2 separate regions of the Mus musculus genome follow, and region 1 is linked to region 2. Evidence: chromatin contacts called from ENCODE Hi-C data. All regions are on one chromosome and are shown on one strand. The core of a region is the stretch at or near the end of the contact, and the rest is flanking DNA. Distances in the headings are between cores, read along the strand shown.

The links. A loop is a pair of places that touch in the nucleus more often than their neighbours do.
Region 1: a loop to region 2 is called in a map of regulatory T cell, with 5 times the contacts of the local background. The contact joins the promoter of A730081D07Rik here to the promoter of Txndc5 in region 2. A Hi-C loop is called at or near these places in 2 of 37 maps with a recorded cell type or tissue (left cerebral cortex and regulatory T cell).

What each region holds. Positions count from the first base shown.
Region 1 is chr13:40,996,660-41,003,147 of GRCm38, forward strand. It overlaps A730081D07Rik (RIKEN cDNA A730081D07 gene), which reads right to left and starts at 4,487. Exons shown (of 5, transcript NR_155347.1): 1 at 4,407-4,487. It overlaps Pak1ip1 (PAK1 interacting protein 1), which reads left to right and starts at 4,351. Exons shown (of 10, transcript NM_026550.3): 1 at 4,351-4,754. The coding sequence starts at 4,671.
Region 2 is chr13:38,526,984-38,532,986 of GRCm38, forward strand. Txndc5 (thioredoxin domain containing 5) reads right to left here and starts at 1,501. Exons shown (of 10, transcript NM_145367.4): 1 at 1,205-1,501. The coding sequence starts at 1,425. Gm31834 (a long non-coding RNA gene) reads left to right here and starts at 920. Exons shown (of 2, transcript XR_382215.4): 1 at 920-2,979; 2 at 3,324-5,937.

The sequences.
Region 1 (6,488 bases), core at 3,237-5,736, 2.5 Mb after region 2:
TTTTGTTTGTTTTGTTGAAGGGTCGAAGGCTGAGACAGGATCTCCAGGAGCCTGGGCTTTTCTGGAACTGTGTCCCACCCACCTCTGCCTCCTTTGTACTGGGTACCCTGCTTTATTTCACTGACCGCAATAATCACTTATTGCTTGTTAAAATTTTAAAATGGAGAACTTGCCAAACAAAACAACCACACAGCGAAATTATCCAGATCCAAAGTCTATGCATTCCAGTGAACTTTTATAGTTAGAATAGCTGCTTTGGCCGGGTGGTGGTGGCTCACGCCTTTAATCCCAGCACTTGGAAGGCAGAGGCAGGCAGATTTCTGAGTTCGAGGCCAGCCTGGTCTACAAAGTGAGTTCCAGGACAGCCAGGGCTACACAGAGAAACCCTGTCTCAAAAAAAAAAAAAAAAAGCTGTTTTGAAGTTATGGAACTTCACACTGGATTTTACACTTTCAAATACAATTTTATGCATTTACATGTCTCCAAACCCAGAAAATTCATGATAGTTAAAATTAGAAAGACAATTCTCTTTATTTCTTGTTGTGATTTAGATGTTCATTATTAGTATTTAGTTTTTCCTCATTACCTAATGTTTTTTTCCTTTCTACACGGTACAGTACACCCGTATGTACATTTGTATAAATAGATACATATACACATATATGCTATGATACACATGAGAACATGAGTTTTCCCCTAAGATTGTGTCTTTGTTTAATATTATATATTCTAAGCCCATCTCTTTTCTTGCAATATTTTATTTCATTTTTTTCATAGAGCCAAATAGTGTTCCATTCTATATATGTGCCATATTTTTACTATCTATTGTTTGTTAATAAACAACGTGGCTTCCTTGTAATAGAAAATAAAGTACCAAATAAACATGTGGGTTCAAATGTTTCTGTGGTAGGGTATGGGGGGCCCCTGGTGTATTCCCAGGATCGAAATTGTGGGTCCATATGGTAATTATATTTTAATTTTTTGAAGACTCTCCACATCGATTTCCATAATGGTTGTATTGATTTGCACCAAACAGCCCGTGGGTGAAGTGCTCCTCTCCTCATCCTCTCAACCTTTGTCATCAGATTCTTGATGACACGTATCCGACCGGGAGGACGCAGTATCTCTAACTTCAGTTGCTTTTCTCTAATGTTGAACACTTTTAAAAAGTTAGTGGTCATTTTTTTTTCTCTTGAAAACTGTCCAGTTAATTTGCTGCTCTGTTGTTTGGCAGTTCTATTTCCTTGGTACTTAATTTCAGAGGTTTGTAACTTCTGGGTATTGGCCTCCTGTCTGGAGTGTGACTTCTGGGTATTGGCCTCCTGTCTGGAGTGTGACTTCTGGGTATTGGCCTCCTGTCTGTCTGGAGTGTGACTTCTGGGTATTGGCCTCCTGTCTGTCTGGAGTGTGACTGGTAGATTTCTCTCCCATTCTGTGTGCTGTTCGCTCTGAGAGCTTCCTTTGTTGTGCAGAAACTTTTGATTTCATGTGTCCTGTTAATAGTTCCTGGGATACTGGTGTTCTATTCAGAAAGTTCTGGACTACACTAAAAGTACTTGAAAAGTATTCTGGCTGGGCAGTGGTGGCGCACGCCTTTAATCCCAGCACTTGGGAGGCAAAGGCAGGCAGATTTCTGAGTTCAAGGGCAGCCTGGTCTACAAAGTGAGTTCCAGGACAGCTAGGGCTACACAGAGAAACCCTGTCTCGAAAAAAACATTAAAAAAAAAAAAGTATTGTTTTTTTCCAGATGTATCATCACTTTTTGTTGTGAATTCTTTGATCTGTTTTGAATTGCTTTTTGTACAATGTGAAAAGTATGAATGAATCTAGTTTCACCCTTTTTTTTCTTTTTCTTTTTAAGATTTATTTATTATATGTAAGTACACTGTAGCTGTCTTCAGACACACCAGAAGAGGGTGTCAGATCTTGTTACAGATGGTTGTGAGCCACCATGTGGTTGCTGGGATTTGAACTCCGGACCTTTGGAAGAGCAGTCGGGTGCTCTTACCCACTGAGCCATCTCACCAGCCCATCTAGTTTCATTCTTATGCAAGCAGATCTCCAGTTTGCTAGTACCGATTAATGAATGTTATCTTTTTCCCCCAAAGCATATTTGTTGGTTCCCTTGAAAAATCAAGTGGGCGTTTCCTCACCATTTCATTTCCAGGTCCTCCATTCCTTTAGTCTGACTGTTTTTACACCAGTACCAGGCTGTCGTTATCACTAATAAAGTATAATTTGAGGTCAGGTGTTATAATTCTCCTTGCTGTGTTCTTATTTCTCAGGATTGCTTTGGCTATTTGTGATAGCCCCTCATTTCTGGTTCCAAATGAATTTGGAATTCATTTGGCATTTTTCTAAATTCTTTCTAAATTCTAAATTCTAAATTTCTAAATTTCTAAATTTCTAAATTCTAAATTTTCTAAATTCTTGAACTATGATATCAAAATTCATATTATAATAGAAGATTATAATATGTAGATTAATTGCAGTAGGACAGCCATTTTCACAATACTAATTCTACCAAGCCACCAGGAGCATGGGAGATCTTTAGGTAACTTTCTCCAAGAAAGATAAGGGAAATTAACAAAATGGAGATGAAGAACTTTTAGCAATCACACTTCCTCTGTTGTAATTTTAAAAATACCTGCACTTGCCAGGCATGGTGGTGCACGCCTTTAATCCCAGCACTTGGGAGGCAGAGGCAGGTGGATTTCTTGAGTTCAAGGCCAGCCTGGTCTACAAAGTGAGTTCCAGGACAGCCAGGGCTATACAGAGAAACACTGTCTCAAAAACAAAACCATAAAACAAAAAACACAAAACAAAACAAATACCCGCACTTATATTTCTCCAACAGCAGCTGGTATTTCCCTGGTGGTAATAAGGGGGCGAGGCGCTTCCAGGAACAATAGGGTAAATAAACCACAGGGTTCTGAAGCAGTTTTACTCATCCCCCACCCCCATTTTTTTTGATATGATTACTATTGCATTAAAATGAGTATGACCCAATGTAAACTGTAACACACCATGTATGGACAAGATGAGACTTTTCACTTTGTTCCAAGCTAAGGAGACATGTTCCAACTTTAGTGGTTCTCTGGTGAAAATGATTAACATGCTCAGGACAACTTAGCAATACCTGGAGATAAATTAAGTAACACAAGGGTTGCAAGTGGAATAGCCCAAACTGGAAGAGCCTTTACACAATTGAAAAATCATCAAAACACCCAAAGTCAAATTAATTACTTCCCCCTATACTCAAGCAAAAGAGGCTGTGTCGACAATTTGCAGCCTTAGAGAACAAGTGTTTGGAAACAATGTCTAAGCACTTAAGAACTCCATTAATTCACAGGCCTGTGTGAAGATCTGACATAAGCACCAACCCACCCGCTTTGACATATGCACTCATCCCTGACCCCGCCTAAAGAGAAAGGAAAAAAGGATATTATTGCTTTCATTAACCTCTGCACCTCCCCCCCTTAAAGATTTATTTATTTATCTTTATGCATAGGAGTACACCACCATTGCTTCCTTCAGACACACCAGAAGAGGGCACTAGACCCCATCACAGATGTTTGTGAGCCACCATGTGGTTGCTGGGAAATGAACTCAGGACCTCTGGAAGAGCAGACAGTGCTCTCAACCGCCTAGCTATCTCTCCAGCCCTGCACTTTGTCCCTTAACTCGGGTAGAGATGTAGCCACTGTCCTCCTCCCTCAAGACAAATCTTTTTTCCTGTACCATAGGTCAGCACATGGCCAGTCTGATTAGATACAAGAAGCCAGTAGGCAAGAAAAGCTGAGGAGATGGACGGCTTGCCTGCAGGCGGGACACGGACTGGCAGGCCCGGGCTCGCAATCCAGCGAGGGGACACTGCCAACTCCGGGTCCCGCGAGCCCTGACCGTCCCCGGGCCGACCCTAATCTGCTCTCTCTCGGCACGAAAACAAAACCCTTTGCTTGTGATCCGAGCCATGGGGAAGCTGCAGGAGGAAAACGGGTGCAAGGAGGCGCCAGGCTGGGCGACGAAGTGAGACTGGCTGCAAATAAGAAAATCATAGTTAATCCCAGCACCCGGGAGGCAGAGGCAGGCGGAGCTCTGAGTTCGAGGCCAGCCTGGTCTACAGAGTGAGTTCCAGGACTGTCAGGGCTACACAGTGAAAGCCTGTCTTCAAAACAAAACAAAACAAAACAAGAAAAGAAAATCATAAATGGAGGAAATGCATTCCGGATCCCCAAATCACAGCAACCCTCCAGGAACTACAAGGGTTGTCTAGACAACCGCTGGCCACCGGAGCCGGAAGTGGGCCCGCCCCTTCCTTAGGCGCGCCGGAAGTTGGGGCTTCCGGGGAGAAGTTCCCTCCCATTTCCCAAGGCCGGCGGAGCCCACGGCTTCCCAGGACTTGCCTGCTTGACACAACTTTTCTTTCTCTCTGCTCTGAGAGCCTCCTCCCGCGGCTTCCTTCCTTAAGCTCGTCGCAGAAGGGTCACGTGACGTCCCACGTAACGGAGGACGGAGCGCGTCCTCCGTTATTGCCATTTGCAGGCGCCTAAAAGGTGCCCCCGGGCGGTGACGTATAACTCGCGCGCCGGCTGAGGAAGGGAAGGGCCAGCCTCCGCAGCCATCGGGTCTCCACGCCGGCGTCTCTTGCCCGGCACGAGTGCTGCGGAATGGAGCTGGTCGCCGGCAGCTACGAGCAGGTCCTGTTTGGGTTCACGGTACAGCGCGGGCCCGCGAAGAGTGGCCATCAGGAGGTGAGGCAGCGCGAGCCCCGGGGCTGCGGGGGACAGGCGGGCTGGTCCTTCCGGGGCAGGACCGTGGAGGTTGTTATTTATCGCTGGTTCTCTATGGGTCTTGGATGGCGGACTTTGTTGGAAAACGGACAGGTTTATGCAGCTAATCCCAGCTCTCGAGAGGTTGAGGCAGGAGGAGAGTGAGCTCAGAGCTTGTGTGGAAAGATCCTGCTCTTTACAGAGTAGAGGCTTCTCAGAATTGAAATAATATTTACTTGCTATAGTAGATAAAATGTCTACAGTAGGTAACGAGGAATGTTCATCTCTGTCGGGAGTGGATGAATGGCTGCCAGAAGTGGTTGGGGCCAACGTAGGGAGGTGACGGAGAGAGGAGGGCTAATGCTTGCAGAAATGAAGTTTGATGGGAGGAATGACTGATTGCTTTTTTTTTCCTTGAAAGGTAACTATAGTTGACAGCATTAATTGTGTATTTTAAACTAGCTACTACAGCGTATTTTGAACCAGCTCAAAAGGGGTTGCCTTTTTCATATCTGATCTATGTATGCATTCAAATATCCCATTGTGCTCCATAAATATATACAGTTATTATCTGATAATTTAAAAGGTTAAGAAAAACCTTAAAGCATTCCTAAGGCATGAAAAAATAAGGTGTGCATTTAAGCTGACAATGATTGTAGTTCTTAAAGTTCTAATGTAAAAATAACTTCACCTTTCACTGAGTTTCTGTCCTGATTAACAAACTACTATAGGACTGGAGACATGACTCAGCGGTTAAGAGCGCTGGCTGGACTGGAGACATGGCTTAGCGGTTAAGAGCACTGGCTGTTCTTCCAGAGGGTCCTGGTTCAGTTCCCAGCACCTACACGGCAGCTCACAACTGTTTGTTAACTCCTGTTCGAAGGGATCTAATATCCTCCTACAGGCATACATACAGTCAAAACACCAATCTACATAAAATAAAAATACATTATACACAAAAGAACTACTACAGCTGGCCTGGGATGAAGAAAGTGATGCAGATTCACTGTTTATCGTCCACCTACTGTGGGTAGGGCGAAAGGTGCCAGAGGTGTGAGCCCTGCTGTTGTGGCCTTCTTGGTTGAAGGGATGGTGAACAAGCGAAGAGAGAAACACATGGAGGTTAAGTGTAGCACAGTATGAAATTTATTTTTGTCTGGTATGGCAAGAAGATACAGGTAATTGCCAACATAGTAGTCAGACAGTAAAGGGGATTAGAAGTGTCATCTATCAGGGCAGTGGCCCCACCCGTAATCCCAGCACTCAGGAGGCAGAGGTAGGCGGATCTCTGAGTTCCAGGACAGCCTGGTTTACACAGAGAAATTCTGTCTTGAAAAACAAAAAAGAATGATTATTTCTTGAACAGTTCTACTTATCACTTACTGATCTGTTTTGTCGAAAATTCCTTAGTGCCTGTTGTGGTTGGGTTTCTCCCTCCCTCCCTCTTTCTTTCTTTCTCTCTCTCTCTCTCTCTCTCTCTCTTTCTTTCTTTCTTGGTTTCTCCCTCCCTCCCTCCCTCCCTCCCTCCCTCCCTCCCTCCCTCCCTCCTTCCCTCCCTCCCTCCTTCCCTCCTTCCTTCCCTTCCATATACATAAGTACACTGTAGATGTTTACAGACACACCAGAAGAGACCAGAAGAGGGCATTGGATCCCTTTACAGATGGTTGCGAGCCACCATGTGGTTGCTGGGAATTGAATTTAGGACCTCTGGAAGAG
Region 2 (6,003 bases), core at 251-2,750:
GGTGTACTTAACTGGAATCACTACTTTGAGACGACTTGTGCACAGAGTAACTATTAACGCGACTGACTGTGGCAGACTCCCAGTCTTTTTCTTTCAATGGTAGTTCTACAGACTCAAGTGGCTGTTCTTGGGAATGTAAAACAGTGTATCCCATTCCTGCATTCTTAACTGATAATGGCTGTGAGCCAAAATGATCCCCTCCCCCACAAAGTTAATTTAACACTAAACGAATTGAAATGCAGTAATAGCCCGCTCTAGGGTTATGGGCAAAGTTTCTCCCACTTTAGAAAAATACAATCACTGACTACATTGGATTCCACAGGCACATTTTTCTTAACTGCTTAACCCCCTGTCCTTAATGAGTCCCTACTGAGCTAGAGGAAGAGTACTTTGCTCAGCAATAAACACAGCCAGAACATCCCACATCTCAAGAGCCTGTGCTCTAAATACCGCTTTCTGCTGTGGACCGGAGAACTTCTTTCTCTGAGCATCTAGGCCCCAGTAGCAAAGCACTGCTATGTCTAGACTAATTCTTGGGGTAGTGAGGTGCACCAGGAAGCCCCAACCGAAGAATGGAAGCCTGAAGTTATGACTTTTAGGAAGAACAGTTCGACCTCACACTTTCCAAATGACCGGGCCCCAAATGAGAACAGGAGGTGAAAGAGTTAAAGGCCTTGAGAATACAGCTCACATCCACTCCAGCGTGCAGCGGAGACTCCAAAACTGGCACCTCGCTGGACTCCAGGGGCCGGGGAAGTCTCAGTTCCCGACCTAGGCTATCTTTTCCTACCCTCGACACACAAAGTGGGCAATCACATCTTGAGGGGGCCTTAGATTTCCAATCCAACCCAATATTGATGGGCCAGCAGGAAGAACCCTTCAGGATAGGGCACGTGGACGCCGGGCTCCCGCCGCGTCCGGCCAGCACAGGAAGTTTGGGGAGCTGGGCAGGGGACAGAAGCGGGGGATGCCTGGACTCCAGCAGTGTGGCGGGGTGGAGAGGCTTTTCCGGGTCTCCCCTCGGGGCCCGCCCTTCCTAGCTCGCAGGCCGGCGGCTAGCGCCACGTCAGCGGCGAGGCCCGAGCGCGGCCCACGCCCCCGGCGCAGCCTGCGCGGCCTCGCGCCCTCTCCCCGGTCCCCGGCTCCAGGTCCCTGGTCCCCGGTCCCAGATCGGGCTCCGCCGGCCTGCTGGAGCTGCAGTTACCAGGGCGCGAAGAACATGACGAAGTGCGCGGCGCTCTGGATCCCGTGCGTGAACATGTCGGCCGTATACAGGTGCTTGGCGTGCGGGTCCTGCTCGACCCCGCTGTCCGCTTCCACCTCCTGGGCCCGGGCGCCTTTGCGCGCCCCGAGCAGCAGCAGGAGCGTGGCCAGGGCCGGCAGCCCGGCCAGCGGCTGGAGGAGGCGTCCTGGGCGCGGGGGCATCGTGGCGGGGCTGGCGAGCTCTCGCTCGTGCCGCGGGTCCCCTCCGCGGCGCCGCTCCCGCCCCGGCTCCTCCCACGACCGCAGAGCCACGCCTCAATCACGCCCCCGCTCGCAGAGCCACGCCCCCTGTCCCGCCGGCTCACCTAGCAACTTGCTGTCTTCTGCTGAAAGCCACCAGGAAGAGGTCGCTTAGGTCCTGGGGTCCTTGTGCAGCACCTCCAGCGCTATCTCAGTCCGGTTCCCTTCCATCCCGCTGAGCTCATTCTCCTTCCCAAGCTCCTCATCAGCCTTTCCCTGCTAGGGACGAAGAGGCCAAGCTGCCAAGCTATGGAACAGTGGCAGCTTCTGTTGATAACTAATCAGACACCAAGAGACCCGAGAGTTTAGGACCAAGCTGAGCTGCTGTCAGCAGAAAGGAGGAAATCAGGCAAACGTGTGTGGGGTTTGCTCTTGCATAAGTCAGATTCTTAGCCAAAGCTCAACTGTGATTTGAGGGCCTGGCCTCAGGGGGTGTGATGAAACCACTTCCCAAGAGCACCTCCTCTGTTATCCTGCCCTGCCTTCACTTTGAAAAGGAAAGGCAGTCAAAGTGGCCCTTCCTTCAGGCCCTGGCTAGTGCCCTGTGTGCCCTAACTCACCCTGGATAGGAAAATGAATGGCAACAGCTGTTCTGGGTGAGAGCTAACGCCTGGGCTGGGGCGCATGGACCCACGCCAACTCTTGAACTTTAAGTCGGGTGGCAATCTAAGCTCCCTGCCCTGCCTTGAAAACCTGGAGCTAAGTTAGGGAGAACGAAACAACCACTAGACACTTGAGAGAGGTCCTAGAGCTATGCTCTGTACCGATGAAAAGGAAGCTGGCATCATAAGACATATATATGGTGATCTTTTATTGGGAAAAAGCAACGGGCATAGTAAGAAGAGTACATGGCCATCTTGTATTGGACTTCTGAGCAACACTTCTGAAAATCACCTGATCTTTATTAGCCTCAGCCTCCCTAAACCAAAAGCCTGGGTTAGCAACAGTTGGGGGTGGTGGTAAAGGGAGGGGCAGGGAAACTCACATCATCTGTAACTATTCTCATGTTAGGTTCGTCCACCTGTAAATGTTTAACCATGGTTTTCCAAACACCAAACTGCAGCATCTCTTGCTTGCCCCCTCTCTCCCTTTGTGCCCTCACATTCTGAGTAAGCACAGTTCAGCCAAACGCTTCTTCCGGCTTTCCTAACCTGAACAGACCTAAACTTGCCCATCGCAGGAGAAGTTCTATGAGCATCCTTTGCCCACGTGATTTTGACTATGGCAATTTGTTGCTCCAACTTGAACCAGCACACCAACTCTGCCCAGTAGCCTTGGCATACAGACTAAAATAGAAATCCCTGATGCTGTCCTTGAAGGCCTCCTGTGATGTGCTCTGCCATGCCTCGTGTCCTGTGAGGCTTGCTGGTGACCAGAAATCCAAGAACTCTTGCCATGTCATCTGTACTGTCAAGGTCAAAGCTTTATGCTCCTCAATACTTCTCTCACTTCATTGCTAAGACATCGCAACAGAAGGTACTATGTTTATAATATCAACTCCTTTTTCACCTGCCCAAAGCTGTGTGGTTCCAGATCCCTTTGGGGGTCAAATATCAGCTATTAACATTATGACTTGTAACAGTAGCAAAATCCTAGATTTGAAGTAGCAATGAATAGTTTTATGGTTGGGGTCACCACAACATGAGGCCCTGCATTAGAGCGTCACAGCATGAGGAAGGTTGAGAACCACTAGCACAGACCATAGCTCTTGGAGCCCTCTCGAACGCTGGCTGTTGGTTGATGTTTCACTCTTGCGTCTCGTGCAGTTGAGACGAAAGGCAGATAGCACCCTTTACCAATGTGTTCCCTTCTATCCACAGACCTTCAGCTCCCGACATATTGGATCTACTGAGCATCCCACCATCATCTGCCCTTGCAGTTTTTGCCATCCTCCCAGGACACTCTCCTATTTCACTGAAGACTGTGGTGCCTTCCAGATGACAGAATTCCCAACAACCCTTTCCTGTCATCATTCCTGGTGACTTTGGTGATTTTGACATTTCCATCAGGAACCCCTTTATACAAGGGAATCTAGAATGTTTACTGTTTCTAATATCTGGATAAAGGTGCTAGGGTTTGGGTCTTGAATGTAAACCTCTGTGGGTCCATGTGTTGGAGACCTATCTCCAGAGTGGTGCTAGTGGAAGGGGGTAGAATTTTTAGATGCAGGGTGGGAGGTTTTAAGATCATTGAAGGTGTGTCTTCAGAGGCGATCTCAGGAGCCCTACCACTCATTCCCTGCCTCCTAAGGTGAGGAGCTGTATTCCCACCCTGGGGAGCTGTCTAAAGCACTGAGGTGGCTATGAACACTGCCCAGAACCTCCAAGCCTGACAGTCAAATACTTTTCTTCTTTGTGTCTCAGGTATTAACTGCAGTGGCCAATTGTTGTGGAGGCTCTCTGTTACTGGTATGGTTACTGTTTCTGTCAATGTGACTCTGACCAGGAATACTCTATTGACTGTTTCTCTGCGGCATTGATACAATGACAGGAACTCCACCTGAGTCTGCCATCCTTTTGGCTTCTCTATTAAAGGCTCAGAGCTTTGCCTCCAACTCACCTTCATCCTCTCTCTCTCTCTCTCTCTCTCTCTCTCTCTCTCTCTCTCCCTCTCTCTCTCTCTCTCTCAGACCTCATTCATCCCCATAGCTGTACACACTTCCAACGCAGACAGCACCACAAACCTTTCACTACGAAGAACTTGTCTGACCCGAGAAGGAGAGAACTCTTGCACTGTGTCTCTCTGATGGGAGCATTAGTTTCTGCCATACCCTTTCCTTTCCGCAGCAGCCCTTGCTCAGTGTGTAAGCTCCACAGAGTTGAGAAGATGTCTGACGCCCAGCAGGTATTGGACTCATGTTTATGAAATGAATAAATGGGAAGTCCTATTTGTCTCCTCTCAGAAGCTGATTTCCTTGAGAGGGTCCTCAGAATCACAGGGAGATGTCCCAAGTAAACGACCCATGATCATGGGGGCTATTACTGAGCAGAGGCATCATGGCCCACAGTCCTATGACTGCACACCATGGGCCTTCATGGGGTTGCAGCTCATTCCAGTGCCAGTTTTGGGGTGCATGGTGAAGCCACCTAGTTACAACACTCTCTGTGCCCCAGGGCATTCTGTGAGAAGTGCAGCAGTAGTAATTACCCCTAACCAAGAGAAGCTATAGCTTTCGGTCCACCTCCTCATGGTGCCAGATACCCTAAAATAGCACTCTGACCAAAGGAAGACCCCACAAAAAGCTCAGAAACTGAGATGTTGCCACCTGAATGACTTTAACAGGTGCATCCTGAGTTATTATTGGGCTGAAAAATGCTGCTTTTAAGCAGGGACCGAAAGTAAATGCATCCGGTTGTTCTAACTTCGTCAGAGCATTCTGGGGGTGCCTCTAGAGAGAGAGAAAATATGTTCTTTTTCTAAAAAAATAACTTTTATGATTGCTCAAATATGATTATGGAGAGGAGCAAAGAGTAGATTATCATCATCAGAAACAACAAACAAACAAACAAACAAAATCCTAAAGAACAAAGCAATTTCCCAACCTGGAATCATGCAGGAAAATAGTCTTATTTTCAGCATTTAAAATTGTGTAAGAGACTTAATATTTACTCATTACTCACATAAGCTCTTGGTAAACACAGCCTCCTAAATAGTTAATAGGCACAGACAAACACATTATAACATAATAGATTCGAGACTCTAATGGAAGAGGAAAGATTTTGAAATCCACGTGGGATCGGTGTGGACACAGGGGAGGCTATAGAGAAAATTTCCCTGTTGGTTGGACTGTGACCACTGAGGTCTCTATGTTGTCTGGCAAAGTCCACGGCAGCCTGGCTACCTCCCCCTCCCCAGCTCACTGAGTCCATAATGCCGCTGCTGGTTCTTTCTGTCCACCATGTCTCAGCTCTTTGACAACTGGGCGCTTCCATGGATGCTCCCCTGGCCTCCTCCCACAGAGTCCCTGCACACAAGGCCAGCACACAATCTCACTTGGGTTCCTGGCAACCTTCCACTGCTCAGCTAGCTAGCCATTACTGATGGGCATCTCCATGGATCTGCAATGTCCTGGTTAGGCACAGAGACACAGTTCTTTCGTGGTGCTTAGGAGACAGTTTTGAAGGGCTGGGCTGCCTGAGTCCCAGAAGACTATTCCAAACTCAGAATTCAGGAAAACGGTTTGACTAACAGGGCGGTTCTCCATTTTGGCTGGTCTGGAATCTCATGGATCTGGAAAACAATACGGATGCCCTGGCCTAACTCCCAAGGATGAGAAGTCAGTGGTGCTGTCTCTGGTGCTCTTGGAGAAGGTTATGGCTTCACCAAAGAGCACCTGAAGGGGAGGTACTTCCTTAAGAGATGGGTTCTGGTTCAAATATGTTTGGTGAACACTGAGTTTATACCCAAAAATACATAAAATTTATTTTTATTCTCTCTGTGTGTCTGTGTCTGTCTGTCTGTCTGTCTGTCTCTCTCTCTCTCTCTCTCTCTCTCTCTCTG